Linked DNA regions of Homo sapiens: all the other regions are linked to region 2. The links are chromatin contacts, found by Hi-C or POLR2A ChIA-PET in ENCODE. All regions are on one chromosome and are shown on one strand. The core of a region is the stretch at or near the end of the contact, and the rest is flanking DNA. Distances in the headings are between cores, read along the strand shown.

Region 1 (3,655 bases), core at 97-2,596, 560 kb before region 2:
TTATTCAGTGGTCAGTAAGTTTTCAAAATAATCAAGAAATAGCTATATATATATATAGAGAGAGAGAGAGAGAGTATACAAATATGGAAATAAATAGAAGAAACTGCTGAAATGTTTGAAAGTAAGGAATGGAATTGGGAATGAGAGGGTAAGAAGTTTATATTAAACGTTTTGTTGTATTTGAGTTTTTAGAATTGTGAACATGTATTGTGTTAATTTTTAAAAAGTAAATGAAGTTTTAAATTAAATGCCTAATATACCTAGTAGGAAGTCAAGGTTTCCTTTTTGTGTTATTCCCAATTTTTATGTTTCTAGATAGGCACCTGACTTCCTCCTGTTTTTTGACAATTTCTGCACAAGAAATTACTAATTCACTATGATCTGAGGGCCATGCAGACTGCCCTAGATAATCTTGAAATTTGCTAAACCATTATAAAAGGTTTTCTTTTAGGTAAATTTCAATCCCTTTACCATTCAAAATGTTGCTAACTGAAAGCATTTTTACAAATATACAGTTAATTGAAATCTGGAAAAGTAATGAGCTTCCTTATTTGCTTATATGCAATTCCCAGTATCACACATGTAATTTAAAGATTACCTACTACCTGCAGATATTCTTCTTACCATGTTAAGGCAGAGACCACCCTCTTCCCATTTCCTATGCTGGAGGTGAGACAGATGGAAGCATTATTATAAATTAAGATCAGTGGTGGGTAGAAATTTGGCAATTCAATTAGGAAAATTACACACCAACGTTACGCTTGTTACCAAAACTTCTTTTTTTGCAAATCACCAACTTCTCCTTCCTCTAATTTTTGGGTAAACAAATTAACGCTGAGTGTTATCGGCTGGCCCGTGGGTTTTCCTGCAATATATTATCAGGACTCTGTCAGTGAAATGCGCGTCGTTGTCCGTACATTAGTTCCTGAGACTTGCAGGAGTTGTTGCAACTTGTTCATTCCAGTGTTCAAATAGTTCAGCCGTTGTGTCAACATGTTAGGGGCCAGTCTCTGATCATGATGGGCCAGGCTCACTCTTTATTATTGCGGGTGGATTCCCTTTCATTTATGTTCAGACTGCAGATCAGCCTCTACCAAAACAAATTGGCAGTGAAAGGTAGAATATTTCTTGTTGAAATTGCCAGGGGAGTCAGTACAGGGTCTGGATAGGATTTCACAGAAGATTGGAAATGGTATCAGGTAAAAAATGTGAGTTAATATTGAGGGCGATTCCACCAGCTTGCTCCTGTCTCTGCTTTAAGAGTAAGGAAATACAGTCACTGATTACAATCATGGCTGTAGTCACTGAGGCTTACAGTATGCCCAGACAGGCGTGGTTTTAAGTGCTCTGTCTTATCTCATTTAGTCCTCATCACATCCGTAGGTGGTATTTCACTTTCATTGGAGTAAATAAAAGAATGCCTTAAAAATGCTTAACACAGTGCCTGACAGTGTATAAAGAAACATTAGCTTATTATCATTGCTAATCATCAATAACGGCTCGATAATGTCTTTTGGAAAAGCTCTGTCTTTTGGAATCCTGCCAGTCCAAGGTAGACTCTTTCCCCTTGGGGGAAGAATGCAAAGGGTGGAATAGAAAACTCTGTTGGAAGTTTACATTCCTATATTTTAGTGGCTAACACGCTCAACAGATGAGGGAAAGACAAAATAAATTTTTCAACACTAATCCTAGTAACTAAAGTATGTCACATGTCCAGATGCTGATTCCATGTGACTTGGCTGGGCCAACACCTACCTTGCCAATCTAATACTGACATTTTTCGCCTAGTAACCAGAGACTCAATCTTACAGCCCCCACTTTCCGAGGAGGGAATGAGATGCTTTGTTCAAACAGAGGTGAGCCTTGTTAGATGTTGCAGAGGAAATTCAGACATCAAATAAATGCCCTTTAATGCTGCTTGTCACTCAGAACTTGTGATGCTAAGAACACACAATGTTAACTTTTTTTAAGGAATTAAGTGGAAGACTCCACCACTGTATTGCTAAAAAGATGTAACCAAAGGCAAGTGTAGCTTTTGGAAATTTAATTGAACTTTAATTAAAATCTTTAACTTTGCTAAAAAAAAAACTGCCATAAAAATAGACATTAAATAGTTAAGCATTTGATTCCTGAGTGGTTACAGTTGTAGTGGACAATGGGCATGATGGAGGCCTGTGATTAAATCAAGGGCTTTGGCCCAAGCAGATAACACTGGGATTAAAACATGGTCCTGACCACACCTACTTTTGTCACTTTAGGGAAGTTATCTCTTTATGTGTGCATTTTCACATCTGTAAGATATGAAACTTCATGGAATTGAGAGACAGGACTAGCTGGATTTCCTGTGCTGACTAAGAATTCCTAAGCCTAGCTGGGGAAGGTGACCCCATCCACCTTTAAAGACGGGGCTTATAACTCAGCTCATACCCGACCAATCAGGTAGTAAAGAGAGCTCACTAAAATATCAATTAGGCTAAAAGCAGGAGGTAAAGAAATAGTCAATCATCTATCGCCTGAGAGCACAGGGGAGGGATAATGATCGGGATATAAACCCAGGCATTCGAGCCAGCAGTGGCAACCCACTTTAGGTCCCCTCCCATTGTATGGGAGCTCTGTTTTCACTCTATTAAATCTTGCAACTGCACACGCTTCTGGTCCATGTTTGTTCCAGCTCCAGCTGAGCTTTTGCTCACTATCCACCACTGTTGACCGCTGCCATCGCAGACCCACTGCTGACTTCCATGCCTCTGGATCTGGCAGGGTGTCTGCTGTGCTTCTGATCCAGGGAGACACCCATTGCCGCTGCCAATCGGGCTAGAGGCTCGCCATTGTTCCTGAGCGGCTAAGTGCCTGGGTTCCTCCTAATCGAGCTGAACACAAGTTGCTGGGTTCCACGGTTCTCTCCCATGACCCACGGCTTCTAATAGAGCAATAACACTCACTGTGTGGCCCAAGGTTCCATTCCTTGGAATCTGTGAGGCCAAGAACCCCAAGTCAGAGAACAAAAGGCTTGCTGCCATCTTGGGAGTGGCCCGCCACCATCTTGGGAGTGGCCTGCCACCATCTTGGGAGCTCTAAGAACAAAGACCTGCCCGTAGCAGAATCTTTATGAGGATTCTATGAGATTACAGCTTTGAAGTACTTGGAACATAGTAGATACTTAATAAATGACAGTTATAATGATAATGGTCACGAAGAAGGGATCCAGGAAGTACCTTGGGTTCCATAAATTTGGTGTAACAGAGGAACCATTGTCAAGTCACACAAGTTAATGCTTTTCTTATCTTGCCCAAAATGGGCCTGTCCAACCCCCGCTGTTCTCACAAATCAGTGTAGAGAAATGGAGTACCGGACAGGGAAGGATAGAGAGACAGGTTAAGTGTTCCTCACAGTAAAATGCCTCAGGGGCAGTAGATATTTGCATCCAAGGGAATCCCCTACAACCTTTAACACATAATAATCACAAAAATAAAAACCAAGCAAAACAGGAAGCACATTCAGCAGAAACTCCATTCCCGATAGGAAAGAACCAGCATTCCAGAGTTTCCCAAAGGACACCAGGAATGTGGAACTTGCCAATGCAAATTCCATGGAATCCAGAAATTATCTGTAAAGAGCAAATGGCCAGATATAGGGAACTAACCATGCCAACCAG
Region 2 (3,952 bases), core at 427-2,926:
TAAGTAAAATATGACATAAATAATACTCAAGTATCAAGGCCTGAGCTTTTGGAGAGTAAAAAAATAATACCAGAAAAGTTCTTCAAGGGCATATAGTTGGTGGTTAGATACTAAATAAAACACTTGCAGATTTAACCCCAATAATTGATTATTCTTTAAGGGTTAAGGTCAGTGTTTTGCACACCAAATGACACTGTGGATTCATAAACTATCTGATATGTCAGCCACATTCTTGAAGACCAGAGGGTTTGTGTGTACAAGAACAGAATAGTGATCTAGTGGACAAAATTATCTTAAATACAAAACGTAATTTAGCCGGTTGTTTAAGATCAGTCAAAAACTCATTAAAAAAAAAAAAAACCCAAAACTTATGTGTTGTTTTTTTACTGTGAAGACTGCAACAACCAGAGCCAACACTCAGTTTAATGTTGTACATTTCCCTACCTCAGCCCAGAGTTTTAATAAATGGTTAAAATAAGCATTGAGGTATTACAAAAGTAATATATTGTATTTAATAAAATCAAACAAAATAGAAGAAAAAACTAAAAATCTCTCCTCATCTCCTTTTCAAGTCTCAGATTTTAAAATCTTACTTCTTGATATATATGCTTCCAGAGTTTTGATAAGTATATGTAAATAAACACCTGCAAGCAATCACTAACCCATATTTTTATTTACATATTATAAATACATATTGATCTCTTGTAGACTTCAAGTATCATAAAAATAAAAAAGGTCAGTATTTGTTTACTTTTATTCCTAGTAGCAAACACAGTGCCTGACATTGTTGATGCTTAATTGATTATCTGATGAACAAATTACTCTTAAGTTAATACATCTTAGACAGTTTCCCAAGTGAGCTTTATTATTTTTAATCTTACTAGAGTTTTCCATAATATAAACATGCCATAATATTTTAAAATATCTTGTTCACCAGGATAAATATTTGTGTAGGATTAATCCCTGGAAACAGGATATTTAGCTCAAAGTCATGAATGTTTTAAATGCTGATAGACACTAGTGAAATGGTTATTCACCTATTTGGAGAATCACAGAACCATTGGACAAAGATGAAAATTAATGTCCCCTCTCCTAGTAAATTACACCAGTGTCCTACATGATTTCAGAGTGTAATAATATAGGCATGATTCCTAGGTAAAGAATCCCTGCTTTAGAGTGTCAACCTCAGTAATCTGAGGTTCACTTCACTATAAATGGTCTCAGCTTCTAATTGCAACACGGTTTGCCAGCTTTCCTTCAGAAAACAGATGTTCTCTGAGAGGAAAATTATGAGATATTGAGATATTACATCTAATTTGCCTCATGAAAATGTTAAGCTCAGTTTACCCATTTTCAAAGGCAAATGCTTCTGTGTCAGTATAGCCGTAAAAACTCTCACTCTGCCACATCGAAATCCCACATTAAGCAATGATTTTCTTATTTTCTGCTTTAGAGTTTCTCTAACTGCTCTAGTCACAGTGATGTTACCAAAATTTTTAAGAAAAAGGAGAATGCGACGTGTTTGTTTCAATTTTTATTGCAGCAGGTTGAATTAAGTAAGAACTTCCGTTTTGCCCAGCCCAAATGTGAGAGCTGCACTGAGTCATGAAAGAGAGCTCTAAGTGAAGACAGTGACTAATAGTTAGGAGAATGCTTGGTCAGCAGAAAGGCAGACCTTGATCTTCCAGTGACCAATGGCAAACTCATATCAGCACATCAGCAGGGCAATGGGTCAAAGCCATTACTGTTTTATCATTCTTGAGTCAAAACAAGAAACTGTGACGTGCCTGGTCATCAGAGCTAGTCACTTTCTTCCACATACACACCCAGATACTCCGTTTCTTTAAGTTTATTTTTCTTAAAGGAACAAAGAAAAATTAATTTAATTAGTCCCCCTGCCCATTTTCAGAGAAAACAAAGCCTCTTCTAAAGAGATGAAACTTTCAGCTGCTTTCAGGAGGAAGCATGCTTTTATTTAAGGGACTGTAACTGATTTATAAGAGAATAAAGCACTCTTCGTTTACTCAGCTAGAAATTATATAGGCCTTTCCTCATTTCACTTCCAAAAGAGGAACATTTGGATATTGCAGAGAACCGACTTTGACATCTTTAGAGAGTGGAATCACTTGGCTGGGCTCATTTCCTGGATCCTGTGTTTTCATAGCACAGTTTCAAAGACAGTGTAAAGCCAACACACACTTAAAATTCTTGGTTTCTATCAAAACAAATCTGCCATTTCCTGCTTTACTTTTTCAGTGAGGTTCATTACAGTGCTAAATTTGAACCTCATTAAAAAATAACATCTACACCTGTCCTTAGATTATTCCTAAAAAGTAACATTCTCCTATTTTATAGTAAATGCTACTGTATGCAAACTTGAAATCTATACTTAATATCATTGAGTAAAAATGTGACCAGACTTAGGTTTTAAACTATGAAACATATGTGTATAAGTTCTTCCCCTTTTGCCCTTTGAGAAATCAAATTGAAATTCAACTGAGGAGGAAATAGGCTAATGCAAATAAGAAATTGTCATCTGGGCTTTTGCTACTCAAAAGGTGTTTTTTGAAACAATAACATCAGCATTAAGTGGGAACTGATTATAAATGCAGTATGTAGGGCTGCACCCCAGTTCTCCCTATTCACAAAGTACATTTTAAAATATTCCCGTGTGATTTGCATATACATTATTCCCCCTGTCCTTAGAAGGTATGTTTCAAGACCTCCAGCGGATGCCTGAAACCTTGAATAGTACCAAATTCTATATATACTACTTTTTTCCTACCTATCTACGATAAAATTGAATTTATAAATTAGGCACAGTGAGAGATCAACAGCATTAACTAGTAATAAAATTGATCTATTGTAATAAAAGTAAAATAAGAGTTACTTGAACATAAGCACTGAGATACTTCAACAGTCAATCTGATCACCAAGACAGTGACTAGTGACTAATAGGCATGTGGTGAGTACAAGATGGATACCTGGACAAGGGATGATTCATGTCCTGAGCAAGTTGGAGTGGGGACGTTGGGAGATTTTATCAGCTCCTTAGAATGGCACGCAATTTAAAACATACGACTTGTTTACTCCTGGATTTTCCATTTAATATTTTTGGACCGTGATTAATTACAGGTAACTGAAGTCTTGGAAAGTAAAATCAAGGCTACTGGATAAGGGGAACTACTGGACATTACTTTGAGAAACCCTGGTGTAGGTCATCGCTGTGAAGCTATGCAGAGACCCTAAATGTTTCATTCTTTAAAATACACCATTGTGTGATGAAGGCCAAATATTATAGGTATTTACAGTCCTCAAGGTTATAGAACTCGGCTGGGCATGGTGACTCACACCTGTAATCCCAGCACTTTGGGAGGCAGAGGTGGGAGGATTGTTTGAACCCAGGAGTTCAAGACCAATCTGGGCAACATGATGAAACCCTATCTCTACAAAAAATACAAAAATTAGCTGGGCATGGTGGCTCCCACAAGCAGTCCCAGCTACTAGAGGGCTGAGGTGGGAGGATCACCTGAGCCCAGGAGTTTGGGACCAGCCTACACAGCAGAGTGAGACCCCTCCATCTCTACAAAAAAAAAAAAAAAAAATTAGCCAGGCATGGCAGCACATGACTGTAGTCCCAGCTACTTGGGAGGCTGAGATGGGAGGATTGCTTGAGCCCAGGAGTTTGAGGCTGCAGTGAGCCAAGATCACGCCACTGCACTCCACCCTGGGGAAAAGAGTAAGACCCTGTCTCAAAAAAAAAAAAAAAAAAGGCTGCAGAACTTCAAGTTTATTCCCTGAGCAGGACATGTATGAAAGACTGTGTTCTTGAGGAAATTTAATTGAAAAAAGATAGTCAAACACACAACCAAGTTCTTCATAGCTATTTGAAGACCTGTGTGCAGAAAACATCACTGCTGAACGACCAAAGGAAAACAGAGCATGATTCAAC
Region 3 (3,901 bases), core at 668-3,167, 720 kb before region 2:
GCTTAAAGGTAACCCTGGCCTGGTGGCTGCAGATTGCATTCTGGAAACTCCAGTTCCCAAATCTACTGCCTTACAAGCTTCCAACAGAACAGCTTGACGCGGTGGATCCTTTCTTTTTGAAAATGTTAGCGAATGAGAAGTAAATCAAAGCTTTGAGCCTTGCCCGTTAGGCTGCCCCTGTGTATGGAGCTCAAAGGGGATACTTCTCTCCCCCTCCCCATCAGTGACAAAAGGCTCTCTAATCCTGATTTCCTTACAAAAAAACACAAAGTGTAAAACCAGCCTAGGGACTGCAAATAAAATGAATACTGGAGGAGCAGCTGGCACATTAATGCCCCTGAAAGCACTAGCTGGCACCTCACCCTGAAACCAAATCGCCCTGTCTCCATGGGGGCTGGGGACAGATTTAGTTTTGTAACAACACAATGAAGTATATTTTTAACAAATAAACACAATCTTGGCAGAAGCATAGGCATCTTTAGCCAGTAAATACTTCGTGCACTTGTGCTCAACTTTCCATATCCCCTACATCCCCCAGCCATCGCCCCACAAATGAAATGAAAGCTGGGAAAAGAAGTAAACTATCACAAATTCATTAAATCAGAAAAGATGTCTGTGGCCTCACTTTACAACCAAATATTACCTCTCCTTCTGAGTGGCCACTGTCTAAACAACCCTCGGCAATTTTATTTGCATTTCCTGGCCTTGACTCTTGCTTAATAGCTGGTGCTGTTTGTATTTAATCACTATTTTCTGAACTCTGTCTCTTGTCCATTTCACCTTTTCTCAAAACAAGCCCAGCCTGCACTTCTGGGAAATTATAGTGCCAAATCTTCAAGGCAGGTTAAGTAAAGAGCCGAGCTTGGAAAAGCACAAATCGTTTTGGAATATCTGGGTGTCAATGTCCAGGATTCTTGGGGACCAATGACGAGCAAGATTCAGGAACACAGCCAGTTTTTCTTAGCATTTTGTCCAGGCCCATGCTGGGAATTCGCAGCTGCTGTGTGTCGGCTCAGGGGAGATTTATTGGGAAAGAGTGAGTTTTAGTTAATTCCAGCAGCTCGTGAAAGCCACATATGACTGTCACCCAAGGGTCCAGATTACTCTCTCCAAGGGAGAGATAACTGTGAGGGAGAAGTGAGAAGAGGATGCTGAACGCAGGAAAAACGAATGACGGAAGAGAAAGAACATTCATGTGGGATTCAGGCTGCAAACAGGGAAAATCCCAGAGAATGAACCCCTTCTCTTTTTCTGAATGCTACACCCCACTCCCTGTGGCTCCCAGCCTCTCATAATTGCAGTTTGGATTGGAGTGCTTCTCTTGGCTACTGAGTGTGATCACACTTAATTTCAAGTAGCAAAGTCCATTTCAACCCATATTTTCATACTGACAAGGTGAATCTGAGTAATAGCTGTATCGAGGCTGGTTTTGGAATGACTTGCCCTGTCGATGTGAGTATTTCTCTTAAAAAAGAGAATGTGTGTAATAGTTCAGAAATAACCTTTTGCTGTCCCTAGAATCACCTCAGGAATCCCGTGAAGAGCAGCTCTTTGAATTTGCTGGTCAGAAAAGATTATTGCCTCCAAATGTTGTCTCCTAGGTCTCGTTCACTTTATCTCTGTTTGGGTATTTCACCCCAGCATGTCCTAAGCTCTGTCAAAATCTCCAGCTTCTTTTCACTTTCCTGACACCTGGTTTAGAACCTAACTTAATTTTTTTTTTTTTTTGTCTTCCTTAGCTTCTGACTAAGGCTTTTTTGTGTTTCACTGGTTTTTAGATGTTTGAAACTGATTTCAGAGGTTTGGTTGTTCTTGAGTAATTTCAGAGACATGGTTCCTCATTGTATCAAGGGATGATTTTGCTCAATGAAGCCTGACTCTCAGAGGCGGAGGATGGCATAGCAGTTCCAGGTTTTGAGTTAGGACAGAAATAGGACAATGTCCAGGGGCACAGGGGAGCCATCTGCCTCCTTAGGCTCTTTACTTCTGTCTCATTACCTAGTTTTGTGTCCTGTGCACATTCCTGAGAGAGATGGGATGGACCACTGTTGGCTTAGATTGCTCAGGATCCACTCTCTGTATCTGGAAACACCTTTGAGGGAAGCACATGGCTGAAGGGAGGTGGGGTATAGCTGAACCAAATGGGAATTTGGTTAGGGAGGTCAAGATGGGGAATGGATGTTGGAAACAAGTAGCATCTGTAACACTGCTCTTTTGTGTCCTTCTTTAGAAACTTACAAACTCTCAATATTTTATTTTTTTTAATTAATTAATTTTTTTACTTTATTTTTTGAGACAGGATCTTACTCTGTCACTCAGGCTGGAATGCGGTGGTGCATTCACAGCTTGTTGTAGCCTTGACCTTCTGGACTCAAACAATCCTCCTGCCTTAGTCTCCCAAGTAGCTGGGACTATAGGCACATGCCACCATACCTGGCTAATTTTTTTTCATTTTTTGCAGAGTCAGGGTTTCACTATGTTGCCCAGGCTGGCCTTGAACTCCTGGGCTCAAGTGATCCTCCTGCCTCAGTCTCCCAAAGTGGTGGGATTCCACCACTCAGGATTTTAATTGCCTATTGCCTCTATGCAGATGAACCTCAAATCATTATTTTTGGCTAAGGCCCCTTCTGCTCTCTAGCTACACATTCACTTTCAATGTTGTTACCTCTAATCCAACTTATATGATTGATATTCATCTTCTTTCATCTTACTCACTTCACTCAAACTCGGTCCTTCTGCTGACTTCCCTATTCTGTTTATTGTAGCACCTTTTTTTTTTTTTTTGAGATGGAGTCTTGCACTGTCACCAGGCTGCAGTGCAATGGTGTGATCTCGGCTCACTGCAACCTCTGCCTCCCAGGTTCCTGCGATTCTCCTGCCTCAGCCTCCTGAGTAGCTGGGTTACAGGCACGTGCCACCACGCCCAGCTAATTTTTGTATTTTTAATAGAGATGGGTTTCACCATGTTGGCCAGGATGGTCTCAAACTCCTGACCTCGTGATCCACCCACCTCAGCCTCCCAATGTGCTGGGATTACAGGTATGAGACACTGCGCCTGGCCATATTGTAGCACCATTCTTATAATTATTTAGACTTACTCTTCATAACCTCACCTTCCGTATGCCTATATTAATCTAGTCACCAAACCCTAATGACTCGTTCCTGGAGGAATTACTCTCATTCCTCTCTTTCTTTCCATTTTTGTTGTCACCACTCAGTTTAGACTCCTATCATCATATGCCTGAGCTAGCTTCTTGATAGGCCCTTCTTCCTTTGGTCTCTTCCCTGGTAATTCACATTGATGTAAACAGACACCTCATAAATCTTCCCAACAAGACTGCAATCATGTCAACTCTTTGCTCAAAAATCTTTATTCCTATTATCTCAAGATTTAGTACAAACTCCTTAGCTTCATATTCAAAGTAACCTTCCTCAATCTGATTCCAACCTACCTTTGGAGTCAACCTACCCTCAGTGATTTCTCTCTCTACTACTACATGTGAACCCTTCACCAACCATAAAGTTCCACTCAGTCTCTCTAAACACATCCTTTAGAGAGTGAATACAAGTTTGATTTCACAGCTTGCCACCTGCTAGCTGTGCATCTTTAGGCATAGTAACTTGCCTTTAGAAGCTTCAAATTTTGTATCTAAAATGTGGTTTTTAGGTGAATCATAAATGTGATCACATGATAAAGAATGCATGGAACATAGTAGTTTCTCAATACAAGTTTATGATGGAACAATGAGTGGCAATTCTTGATATTAAGCCTTAAAAGACCCTCTCCAAGCTAAATATTTGAAAGTCTTGACCTACATCTGAAGCTTTATTTCTCTCCTCTCACTTTTTCTCCATGGACTCAGTAATATTAACTTGTTTCCCACTCCCTGGATAGTGCAAG
Region 4 (4,189 bases), core at 1,592-4,091, 770 kb before region 2:
TGGTGCACTGAGTTTATTAGAACCTCCACAAGGCATAAGAAACAAATCTTTCTGTTTCACTTTCTTTCTTCAACATTTGCAATAAGACGCAGACTCAAAGAACTTTTCTTTCTGACCCAAATACTGTGGGTATGCCTACAACACAGAGAAAATAAAAAATACTCTGAGTGAAGAGACCCTTCTCTGTAGTTTCTAAAGTCAAAAATCCTTATCAATGAAAAATAATTGATGGTATCCTCAAATCCTATGGCTTTTTCAACATATGAGGGAAAAATATAACAGAATTGTCTTGTGGGTGGCATCCTGAAAGTTTATTCAGGGAACTGAATTCAGCATGTTGGGAATGCAACTATAACTAAGACAAATTTCATAAAGGTCTTATCTTCTAGTTGGAGGAAATAGATAATAAATTAGTAAACAGGAAAATAAAAAAGGTTTATGAGAGTGATAATTACTATTTATAAAATAAAGGGGGCAGGGTAAGGGGATAGAAAATAGAGAAGGAAGAGCAAATTTAGAAAAAGAATCACCTCCTAGGAAGTGATTTTTTAATTTTTATTTTTTGAGATGGAGTCTTGCTCTGTCACCCAGGCTGGAGTGCAGTGGTGCGATCTTGGTTCACTGCAACCTCTGCTTCCTGGGTTCAAGAGATTCTTGTGCCTCAGCCTCTTGAGTAGTTGGGATTACAGGCATGTGTCACCATGCCTGGCTAATTTTTGTATTTTAAGTAAAGACGGGGTTTCACCATGTTGGCCAGTCTGGTCTCAAACCCCTGACCTCAGGTGATCCACTCACTTTGGCCCCCCAAAGTGCTGGGATTACAGGCATGAGCCACTGCGCCAGGTCCAGGAGGTGATATTTGAGTGGAGACCTGAGAGGTGAGGAGATGCCAGTCCCATGAGGGAGAAGCCTCGGGGAGAGTGCCCCTGCAGTGGCCGCAGCACGTGGGAGAACACTGAGTTGAAAATGAGCCTGGTGGGAAGGCCAGTGTGGCTGGGGTGGGGTACAGTGTGAAGGAGGTGAGTGATGAGGCCACCTGAGAAGACAGGGCCTTGTACATGGCAGGAAGGAGTTGGAAGTTGTTCTAAGTGCAGAGGGAAACCAGTGAGAGGTTTGGAGCAGGAGACTGATGTGGTATAATGAAATTAACCTTTCAGCAGGATCACTGACCCTGATGCAGAAAATGGAAGCAAGGGTATATTTGGATCCTGGAATGGTTCTCGACACAGAAGGCATTAGAGAAATATTTCATGAAAGAATTCATCAACCAATAATCCATTAAAAACTAAGACAGTTCTGACCTTTAAAAAGGTTGTTTTCTTATTCCCCAAGATCAATGTTATCTGGCATTTTCAATGGATCCAGCTTGTTGTTCACAAGATATAGGAACAAATGTTTCTTCACTTTGAAGAAGCAGGGAGTCAGTCGGCCGGGAGTGTGGTTTATTCAGCAGAGGCATAATTTCTCACTTCTATACTTTGCTATTTACAGCACACCATTTTTATAAACACAGCATTTAGGCCAGAAAAGGAAGTCCATTTGGCCTATACAGCTCTTATATCAAGAGAAAAATTTCTCCCAAATTTTCTCATCATTCTGAATGAACTAAGGTCCTCAAAAAGTGCACACTCAGTTCTCTTGTTGGAGACAAGATTTATAAACAGTTTATGCACCACACATTTAGTTTTGCCACAGTGGCAGCAGCAGGATAAATAAAACTAGGCCTTTTTGTTCAGTGATTTAAAATGTAAGAAAATGAATGTGCACTTGCATTGTTATAGGGGAGGAAGGAGAACGTCATTCCTGAAGAGTGCTGAGCAAAGTTTCATTTCCTAAGCTCAAATCCCTTTGCTCCTCTTTTGGAAAGCCCATAACTCCCCTTGGGAGATATAATTTTTCTTGTGGAGTAAGGAAAAAGAACTAAGACTTACTCTCATTAGAGAAGCTGGAAGTCTTGGTTCCTGGTTTTCATTATTTTGGGTTTCTGTTTGAAGATGTGTAATCTTGGAAAACATTTAATGGTGACCTTGGGACTTTCTGCTTGAAGTTTTCAAATGATCCAGATGACCATGTGAGACAGAAATCCTCTCTTTAAGGAGCATTTTAGGAAGACAATAGGACTTAATGTCAGAGCCTGGGAGTTGAGTCTTGTCACCATTATACTTATTGTGTGGGTTTTAGCAAGTCACAGAAGTCATCCTACAGGACGGTGAAGAGCCGATGAATCTGGTGTTTGGTGATTGCCAGGCACTTTGACAATAGTGATTATTGATCATTGTTCTGATTATCATCGTTTTTACTCTCCTGGTAGATTTATTCTTTGGGGGAACTTGTTTTCCCCAACAGACTTACTTATTTGAGGTTTTTGTACCATTCTTATTTTGGAGGAGAATGTTCTAGTTACTGAATTCAATATAACAAACATTTAAATTTTAAAATAAAGAAGATTACGTATTAGAAGGGGTTAACAAGATAGGTTGGTATTAACTTAATCTCACATAAATTGAGGAAAGAAGCAGGAAGAAAGTGCATGCCATGAGTTAACAAAGACTATGTAGCATGAATTCTGTCAGGGAGAACCATGGAAAAGACTCCGTGGGGAAGTGGTGGCAGAGAAAAGAGCTCTGTTACCTGCACAGGGGTGAGACAGGCTGGAAAGGCCCTGGCCAGGAAGTAGACCGACCTCCTGTGAAGGGGCAGGCACAGGACACGTAGGGGTCAGGCAGGAAGTCCAGACCAGCACGTACAATATGCCTCTGGTAAGTGTGGCAGTGGCCAGCATGGGATTTTCCAGCATAGCTGTCAGCATCAGAGACCGAGAGCAGAAGGAAGGGCAAGTTTCCACAAGCCCAGTGACAGGAGCACGGGAGTGAGTGATAATAACAGCTTCTGGCAGCCAGGCAGTAGCTAATCAGGACCAGAAAATCTGGCATGAGTAGCAGGGTCTCAGAAAGCTCCCCCACCACTATCTTCTACCCCTACACACACACACACACACACACACACACACACACACACACACGTCTCCACTCTCTCTTCTGTTATAACTATTTATTGAGCAAAGGCTCTAAAATCAGAATGCCTGTTTGAGTTCTGGTTCCACCATGGAATGGCTGTGTGTCCTTGGAAGAGTTCCTCAAACCCTCTGTAGCATGGGTCTGCTGACTATGTAGGGCTCTCCAGCATCGCCGTGTTGTGAACGGGAGGGGTAATCATGTGTAGGAGTTGTGTGCCAGAGTCTGGCCCATAATACATGCTCAACAAATAGGTTGAACAGGAATGAAACTAAGAGATCAGTCTTAGAGCCAAATCTGGGCTCACACATGAGAATCAAGATGGCTCTCACAACAGAGATGTAACGTGGAGCAATGGCAAGCCTTGGCTAGTCGTGGATCTCAGAGGGTGGAGTTGGTTACCTTGACATCTCTTTTGTCTGAATTGGGGTTCATTCTATAGATTGGCATAGGGTTGGGCTTCAGATGAGGGTCAAGGAGAGGGATGCAGCATCTAGAGGCCTGGCAGGTACACAGTCCCATAGCGGGTAGGAGTGCAACAGAACAGCATTCTGGGGTGGTGGCAGGGGCTGCAACAGGGTAAAAAACACATAGGCAGGCTGGAAAGTCAGATGATAAAGGCTGAGGAGTGAGTGGGTCACTAGAAGGTAAAAACAGCCATCCAATCATCTCCAAGAAGTCCTGAGGTCAAATTCCAGAGAGTTGGAGGTTGGCCAAAAAGATAAGCAGGATTGAGTGAGGACTCTTGGGAAGCAGGCAGACTTGAGTAGGCTGTTGGTTTAGAAATAGATGGTGGTAGTGAGGGAGAAATTAAATAAACAAGCATGATTTGTGGTACAAGTTACAGAAGAGAAAGGAAGACAGGGATCAAGTGCTGGTGTGGAGTTATTTATGGAATGAAGGAATAATGATTCTTTGATCACATTAGTAGTTAATGTTTGAGTATAGATAGGTGGAGGAAGGTTGCAGGAGGGAGGAAGTGTTCCTCTCCCAAAAAGGGAGGGTGAAGATCTAGAGAAATAAAGAGGTAGAAAAGGGAGAAATGAGGAAGGCTTTCTCTGATGGCCTCATTCTCAGTGAAGAATGACACAAAGTCATTCTGGAGGGGGCAGGGGAGGTGCAAGGTGGAGGCCTGAGGAAAAGGTGTCAGATAGTGACTGTGGGGAATTTTTGAG
Region 5 (3,734 bases), core at 340-2,839, 920 kb before region 2:
TCACATGTAGAACTAAAACCCATGAGGTACCCTTTTTTGCAGAGTGGAGGAAAGAGGGCAATGCCAGTTTAGGAAACTTATGTTCAGTTAAGGTGAGATTGTACTAGTTTTGGTTTTAGATTGGTAATTCCTGGAGGCTGCTCTGAAGGTTGATACCAACATTGCTGGAGAGGTATGAAATGGTCCCTCCCTACCATTGATAAAATAAGGTACATTGTTGCTACATGGAGAGGCCAGTTCCTCATTCTCCCAACAAACAAATGCTGAGCTGAGCATCAAATCTATAGGTACTTTCTTTCTTTTTTTTTTTCTTTTTAGAGATGGAGTCTGGCTCTGTCGCCCAGGCTGAGTGCAGAGGTGTGATCATATCGCACTGTAACCTCAAACTCCTAGCCTCACAGAATCCTCATGCTGCAGTGCTCCTGAGTAGTTGGGGCTATGGATGCTTACCACCCCACCCAGCTAATTTTGAATCAATAGGTACTTTCACACATACATACAATCAGGGCCGTTCTATTATTTTTCTCCTTTAGAAGACTGTCCAAGTTCTAGGCAGCAACAATGTTAAAGGAATTCAGTATATTTGCATAGGCACTTGCATAATAGTTAGATCAGATTTCTTAGTCTTTGGGTTTCCCCTCTGTCCTTCTGGCCTTTTCCTCTCCTCTTTTGAGGGGTTAGGATACGGCTTTGGGTTTCCTTTGTAGTCGTTCAGACACAGGGGTGTAGCTGCTGGTAGGAAGTTATTTATGGCCAATAGGATTCACATCGGTAAGAATTATTTATTAGCCACTGTCTTAAATATTGGAACCAAGGCAATAGTAACTGCCGACATGATGCACTGCGGAAATGGAGAAACTTTAAAAACAGCAGGGCTTAGGGAGGTGGTTTGCAGAAAGGCAGGAAGAGCTCAAGCACCAGAAGAAATGGGTCTGGTTTCTCTTCCAGTATCACCGCCAATTGGCTGTGTGACCTAGGACAAGCCACTTCTCCTCTGCCAACTGCCATGCAGCATTTACCAAGAGGACATCAAAGAACCTCCCTCACAGGCCTGTTGCAGAAATTAAATGAGATAATGGCTAAGGCTCCTGGGAAGCTTTCCCTAAATGACTACACCCAGTGGATCTGGTAGAATCAAAAGTTAACAAGTCAATCCATTCATGCTAACTCTTCTTTATGTTTAAAAGAGGAAATTAATACATGGTCACCATAAAGAAAATTCACCAACCTTTGACCTTCCAAGCTTTGAGAATCCAGCAAACACCCACCCACACTGTTGGGGAAGCCATCTCACTGTACTAGAAATGAAACCATTGCAGGTTAATGATTCACTAATTCTAATGAGACCTGGAGAGATCAGCAAAACAAGCGAAACTGATAGCAATAGGACAAAAGGAAAGTGCAAGAGAGAAACCCAGAAAGCAGCTGAATGTTGCCTTTAATACCTGTAAGATGGTCTGTCCCTGAAGGCAACTGCACCCAGGTGGGTCCCGAGGCTCCTCAGAACCCGCAGATCCAGAGTGAGCTGCCAGGCGAGGGCTCGGAGCAACAAGTTCCACACCTGTAACAATGCGTCCTCCTGGCTGAGTGAAAGCAACCTTGCTACCAGCTGCAATGAGGAACTGGTCTCTCCCCTCCTTAGAGACATTTCCAGTTATTTGTTTATGAAAAAGCCTAAAGGGAAGCCAGCTCAGAATCTAAGGCAGCCTAAGAACAAGTCAGGTAAACAACGGCTGATCAAATACAGAAATGATGCAAATGTAACTTTTTACTTCCTCTTGAGGCATTCAACAAATCATCACTCATAGTTCAGTGAAGCAGTTCTAGGTTTCTATTTCATTTATTTTCTCTAAGGTTGTGAGATGCATTCTTTGGGACTCTACTTTCTTCACATCATAAAACATTTTGTGTTGATCTATTTTATTAATGACTTGCTTTGATAAGCATTGAATAGTAGAGGAAATGATTAGAGCACCAGGGAGTGAATTTGTGAACATTAGTTTTCAAATAATTAAAATGCAAATGGAAGAGCATTTATATCTACCAGTATTCTCATTAGATCAGTACCCCAAAGAATATTTATTTGATGCCTAGGTGGAGATAATGCATATGTATGCAGCATTAAACAAAAATGTCTATAGACTTTCCCAAAACAAAGTTGAAGTAATTCTAATGAAGTCTAATTCACTGAAGTTTTCATTGATTGGACTCATTACAGATACTTACTGTGAAGGTTCCCTGAGGTCGGTAGTTCTTAAAGTAGGGTCCCTGGACCAGCAGTATCACTATGACTTGAGAACTTGTTAGAAAGGAAAAATCTTCCCCCTCCATGCTCTCCAACCCCTGGAACTCTGGGATGGGGTCAGAAGTCCGTGGTTTTTTTTTGAGACAGGGTCTCACTCTGTCACTCAGGCTGGAGTGCAGTGGCACGATCTCAGCTCACTGCAACCTCCACCTCCTGGGTTCAAGCGATTCTCCTACCTCAGCTTCCTGTGTAGCTGAGATTACAGGTGCACACCACCAGGGCCCGGCTAACTTTTGTATTTTTAGTACAGACGGGGTTTCACCATATTGGCCAGGCTGTCCGAACTCCTGACCTCAGGTGGTCCACCCACTTCGGCCTCCCAAAGTGCTGGGATTACAGGTGTGAGCCACTGTGCCCAGCCAGAAGTCTGTGTTTAACAAGACTTCCAGGTGATTCTTACATGGGTTAAAATTTGAGAACCACTGCCCTTAGAGGAAAAGAAAAAAAGGTCTAACTTATAGATGTTGGCCTTGTGATAAACTTTATATTAGTCTTTAATTCTCTCATATTGATCTTACTAGAACATCATTTACTTAGAACTTTGAAAAATGACTTGATCTCCTGCCCTCACCACCATTGCCAACATTACCATGACTCAACCAAAAGCAGGATATCAAAAAATATTTTGCCTGCATGGAGCCTGCATAAACAGTTCTGAGCTCCTGCCAAGGATGTCTAGAAGTGAATTGCTTCAATTTGGGAAGGAAAAAAATGAATAAAGTCTTTTAGCTTTTAGTTTGTGGAAGGAAGGTCATACTCTTTTCTACCAATCCCCTCACGCACATGGGATTGTAAAGCTGTCTCTCCTAGGGGATAATGATAATGGAATACTTGATCCCAATGCAAAAACTTCCAACCTCTGGTTGTAACTTCAAGAAGGAAATTAAGAGTCTTATAGAAAGGTCACAAAAGATTATCACGGAAAAAAATGTGCCACCTCCATCTGATTTGTCAAGGAGATGGCAACAGGGAGGCATTTTGGGTGGGGAAGGGACACCCCAGAGTCAGCTTTTCCTTTAAGAACCTGGGGCAACCTCACTGTGGCCCTTTCTCAGATGACACATGGAGGTGCTCTCCAATATCGCAGAGGGAGCAGCTCGCCTCAGCATTTTTTGCCTGTGTGTAGTTTTACGTTTATGTATGCTTTGCTTCAATAAAAAGTATACCTTAAAAAGTATGTCTATGCTAAAAGATGACATCCTGGTTTGCTTACTTTATGGCTTTGAATTGGCAAATTCCTAAAAGATATTTTCTTTCTAGTTGTTGAAAAGAGGTATGAGATTTATTTGAGCTTCCTTTTAGGTTTTAGGGCTACAAAAATTCAGTTGTACCATATTTACAATGATTAATATAGCTGGGCACAGTGGCTGATGCCTGTAATCCCAGCACTTTGGAAGGCCAAGGTGGGCAGACTGATTGAGCCCAGGAG
Region 6 (3,702 bases), core at 320-2,819, 770 kb after region 2:
CCTCAGACAGACTCAATCATGTCTAGGGACCTGACACAGAGAAAAGCCAAGTTGATTTCCTCTTTTTTTGTGTCACACATGGTGCTGTATCATTTATCATCTGAGTCTCAGTAGTCCCATCTGTGAATAGTGGTAAGCACTCTGCTTAAGAATGTGTTGAGGTGATTAACAATCATATATGAAATCACCTGACACCCCACGTGGACCTTGCTTCTAAAGAGGACAAGCCTAGAAACTTGGATTCAGGCATCTTTCCAGCACTGCTTCTAAAAGTGGCCTTTATATGGTGGGGTGAGACTTCACAGATGCCAGAAATAAGTTCCTGTCTCCAAGATGGCCTCTCTATTTTTTGAGAGGTCTTGGTAGACTTCATACATTACCCATTATCACTGTTTCTGCTCCAAATAAAATTGTTTTTGAGAAAAACAATGCATACTAAGAACAAATCATTTGGAAACAGGGTTGGATGATGGGGATGACAAATAAGAATGCCCTGAATAGATGGGCAAAGACATTTTGAGGGCAGGGAAGATGGGAGCAGAGGCAGGAAGGGGAGTGAGAGAACCTTAAAGACAAACCTTCTTCTCTCCCATCACTTGGCCCAGGAGTAATACCGCTTTCAAAATTCAATACATCTATTCACTTGCAGACATGAAGGAAAAGATTCCTGAAGCATAAGTGAGAACCAAATTCCTAGATTTATCTAAAGCATACCAGAATACAAGATGCAACTTTCACCTTTCTCTAGGACTTATACAATGTAAAATTGAGGTATGGAAATTTAAAGCATATTTTTTCTCTTCATATTTGTATTAAAGTTCAATTTTACAAACCATGGAAGTTAACAAGAGCTTAAAATAAAGCTCCTATTCTAAGGAAAAAATGTGTAATTTGATTTATTTGTCTATGATAGATACAATAACTTTTTTTAAAAAAAGCCCCTTTTCTCCCCAAAACACGCAGATCATATTTATGCATCACTTCTGGATGTAATTTTTTTAAAGTTATGCAAAAGGTTCATTTTTCCCTGTTTTGCTATCAAAGCATTCCATGCAATCAAAATAATTGGGATATCTTTTTTTACTTACCCAATATTAAACAGGTAAGGTTTCTGCAACATTTACCAAATTTCACTTAACATTAATGAAAAGTGAAGAAAGCAATTCAAGACTTCAAGTTTTGGGAAAATTATTTCTTATTAGAACTAAAATATCCATCTATAGTATCACTGTATACATGAACTTCATTTCTTAATTGGTGAGTTTGTTACAGATGAGGTATGTTAAATCCAACTTTTTCCATTTAAAAATTTTAAGGTGATACTTTGGCAATTATAACTCCATTAACATAATTTCAAGAACTTTGTATACTATGTGATTTGGATCCTACTGCTTAGTTTGGGTGACTATAAAATAATTTGAGGTTTTTTAAAGACTGAGAAGTATTTCTCAATATTAGGTTTTGCAAACAGAAAGTTGAGTGTTATAAATTCCACCTCCCACAGACCAGAATTCACAGCCATTGGTCAGGGGCAAATACCACTAGCTCTGCATCCTCAGTCACTTTGTGCCATTTCATCAGGTCAGAGCCAAAGGTAAGTTTTTATACTTGCTTTCTTCTTGGGTCAGAGTTCTTTCCCTACTATAACAACCTTTAAAAAATAATTTAACTTGCCTTAATGTCATCTGGTGAATTTTGATTCAATGGATTTGGTTTATTTTTGTTATTGACTTTGTATTTATATTATTCTTGGAAAATCCAAAATTTTGAATTAGCTTAGGAATTAATAACATACAGCAAATAGTTAATCTCAGTAGTCATGACAGATGCCAATAAAATTAGAGTAGTTTCCAATATATGCCTTAAGTAAAGTTTCCTGACACAGACCACATTCTTTGCCAGTATAGACAGGCACTATTGATTGATATTAATTGAAATTTTGTGAAAAGGGAGGAAATAGTGAAATTTCCTGAGATTAAAAGTATTGTAATGATTACATGACATTATGCATTTAAAATTTTTTTGAGCTATATATTGAAAGTTTTAAATACACAAATTTTAAAATATTAATAAATGGTATAAAGTGAACACAAAATTAAAGTGTTAATTAAGAAACTACATTAAATGCTAATACAATTACTTGAAGAAAGGAATATAAATTTTTTAACTAAACATAGATAGATGCTGTATATATTTTTAAGATTCACACAGCCTGCCTTATAGTTGATAGCTCTAGGAGTGATGCAAAATGCAAGCAAATTCTGAGATGTAGCTATATGTAATCAAATATAGTATGATGTGAGAAAAAAGGCCAGCAAGTGTATAATTTCTTTGAATAATGGAAGTTGCCAGAAACATATAAGGAAAAATTTTTTTTAAGTTGGTAGTGGCTTCTGTTAATGTTTCCAACTTGATTATGGGAGAATGGTTCCTGGAAGATTTGCAAACCCACTGTTTTATTAAGTAGGACTTTGTTGGTAATTGCCTAGAACAGTTCCAAATCTGCAATCCTGCAAAGACTTCTGCAAAGGCAACTGAAATAGAGGCTTAGTTTATCCTGTGTGAATAAGAAATTTATTTGAAGAAAGCATAGGAGAGCTAAGAAGGAGCTCCTTGTACTGCTTCTTATTCTCAGAGGAATTTCATATCCTTCTGCCTAAACCTGCTTCATAAAGGCTTTCTTTCAAGTAACTGAAGGTCATTTTGTCTGCCAGTGCATTCAAGTTTAAAAGTAATATTTATCATGAATTCCCTTTTATATGTATGCATAGGTAGTAACACCACAGGTACTGTTCTTAAAGTAAACCCAAGAAGTGTGTCCAAATGTAAAAGCCTCTAAAATTAGACATGCTTGATACAGAATTTTACAATACTTTGCCTGCTCAATAAGGGATCACTAGGTAACATTTTGGTAAGACTAACTTAAATGTTTCAAATTAAATGTGAAGATTTTTTTTCTAAACCAAAATGTATTCAAATGAGTACATACAGAACTAAAAAAATAATTAAATTATAGGATCTTGATTGAATCCTCAAAAAGCATAATGTTATAATGGAAAATAAGAATTGTGCTTATTAAGGAATTAAAAAACAAAGATGGCTATAATCCCACAGGCATACAAGGGAATCTTACCAAATAGTGCCTTTTAAACATGTATTCCTGTTGGTTCTGAGTTCAAATCTTAGATAGCTATTAAGAATTAAATAAAATACTGAGGACTAAAGGAAATTTTTTTTCTATTCTATTTCATTAGGAGCATTTTGAACAATATTGCATGAAATACTAACGTACATATTAAACAATGTATGTATTTATATGTCCAGAGGCTACAAAGAAGTAACAGAAAAAACAAACAAAACTTTGTTACTTTGTTCTGAAGAAGGCCTTAGACTTAAATGTACAAGAAACAGTTATGAGTCCTATTTTTAAAATTATTTTTAAAACCCCAATGCCTAAGCCACACTGTGGATCACTGAAATTGGAATTATTTGTGGATATCCTAGTTGCATTACCAGTCAACTCTGCCTCAGTTTCTTCACCTATAAAATGGTATGACAGTTGCAGTCATCATCACCGTCATCATCATTATCCTTATCATCTTCAACTTCATATCCCAGAGTTGATGAAGGATCTTAATGTTTATTAAATGGTAAAATTATTAGATGATGAAAAGCTTTTGTGAATAAGCTCTGTTTTTCTCT

Evidence for each region. Hi-C counts contacts between places; a loop is a spot of excess contacts on that map. ChIA-PET counts read pairs that join two places held with the same protein, here RNA polymerase II (POLR2A). Pooled maps may share reads with other maps.
Region 1: a loop to region 2 is called in a pooled map, with 2.2 times the contacts of the local background. The contact joins two enhancer-like sites. A Hi-C loop is called at or near these places in 1 of 50 pooled maps. POLR2A ChIA-PET finds 5 or more read pairs at or near these places in 2 of 52 experiments (activated naive CD4-positive, alpha-beta T cell and naive thymus-derived CD4-positive, alpha-beta T cell).
Region 3: a loop to region 2 is called in a pooled map, with 7 times the contacts of the local background. The contact joins two enhancer-like sites. A Hi-C loop is called at or near these places in 4 of 37 single-sample maps with no recorded cell type and 10 of 50 pooled maps.
Region 4: a loop to region 2 is called in a pooled map, with 4 times the contacts of the local background. The contact joins two enhancer-like sites. A Hi-C loop is called at or near these places in 3 of 37 single-sample maps with no recorded cell type and 5 of 50 pooled maps. POLR2A ChIA-PET finds 5 or more read pairs at or near these places in 1 of 52 experiments (PC-9).
Region 5: a loop to region 2 is called in a map with no recorded cell type, with 8 times the contacts of the local background. The contact joins the promoter of PLEKHG7 here to the enhancer-like site in region 2. A Hi-C loop is called at or near these places in 4 of 37 single-sample maps with no recorded cell type and 4 of 50 pooled maps.
Region 6: a loop to region 2 is called in a map with no recorded cell type, with 4 times the contacts of the local background. The contact joins the promoter of EPYC here to the enhancer-like site in region 2. A Hi-C loop is called at or near these places in 3 of 37 single-sample maps with no recorded cell type and 3 of 50 pooled maps.

Annotation. Positions count from the first base shown.
Region 1 is chr12:92,338,767-92,342,421 of GRCh38, reverse strand. The region is part of intron 2 of LINC02391 (long intergenic non-protein coding RNA 2391); the gene reads left to right. Among named protein-coding and RNA genes, the nearest start is that of LINC02391, 23 kb to the left of the region's middle. Within about 2 kb of position 1,346, at least 2 of the 41 ENCODE cell types and tissues checked have a DNase peak (open chromatin) inside an H3K27ac peak, as active enhancers do.
Region 2 is chr12:91,776,840-91,780,791 of GRCh38, reverse strand. No RefSeq gene overlaps it. Among named protein-coding and RNA genes, the nearest start is that of LINC02404, 96 kb to the left of the region's middle. RefSeq lists an enhancer at 1,269-2,468. Within about 2 kb of position 1,676, at least 14 of the 41 ENCODE cell types and tissues checked have a DNase peak (open chromatin) inside an H3K27ac peak, as active enhancers do; they include PC-9, where a contact is called at or near this core.
Region 3 is chr12:92,500,652-92,504,552 of GRCh38, reverse strand. No RefSeq gene overlaps it. Among named protein-coding and RNA genes, the nearest start is that of LINC02397, 36 kb to the right of the region's middle. RefSeq lists an enhancer at 1,476-1,725. Within about 2 kb of position 1,917, at least 6 of the 41 ENCODE cell types and tissues checked have a DNase peak (open chromatin) inside an H3K27ac peak, as active enhancers do.
Region 4 is chr12:92,552,168-92,556,356 of GRCh38, reverse strand. No RefSeq gene overlaps it. Among named protein-coding and RNA genes, the nearest start is that of LINC02397, 88 kb to the right of the region's middle. RefSeq lists enhancers at 2,717-2,906, 4,036-4,189. Within about 2 kb of position 2,841, at least 19 of the 41 ENCODE cell types and tissues checked have a DNase peak (open chromatin) inside an H3K27ac peak, as active enhancers do; they include PC-9, where a contact is called at or near this core.
Region 5 is chr12:92,700,844-92,704,577 of GRCh38, reverse strand. It overlaps PLEKHG7 (pleckstrin homology and RhoGEF domain containing G7), which reads right to left and starts at 1,589. Exons shown (of 17, transcript NM_001377329.1): 1 at 1,446-1,589. RefSeq lists an enhancer at 1,389-1,448.
Region 6 is chr12:91,002,839-91,006,540 of GRCh38, reverse strand. EPYC (epiphycan) reads left to right here and starts at 1,569. Exons shown (of 7, transcript NM_004950.5): 1 at 1,569-1,594.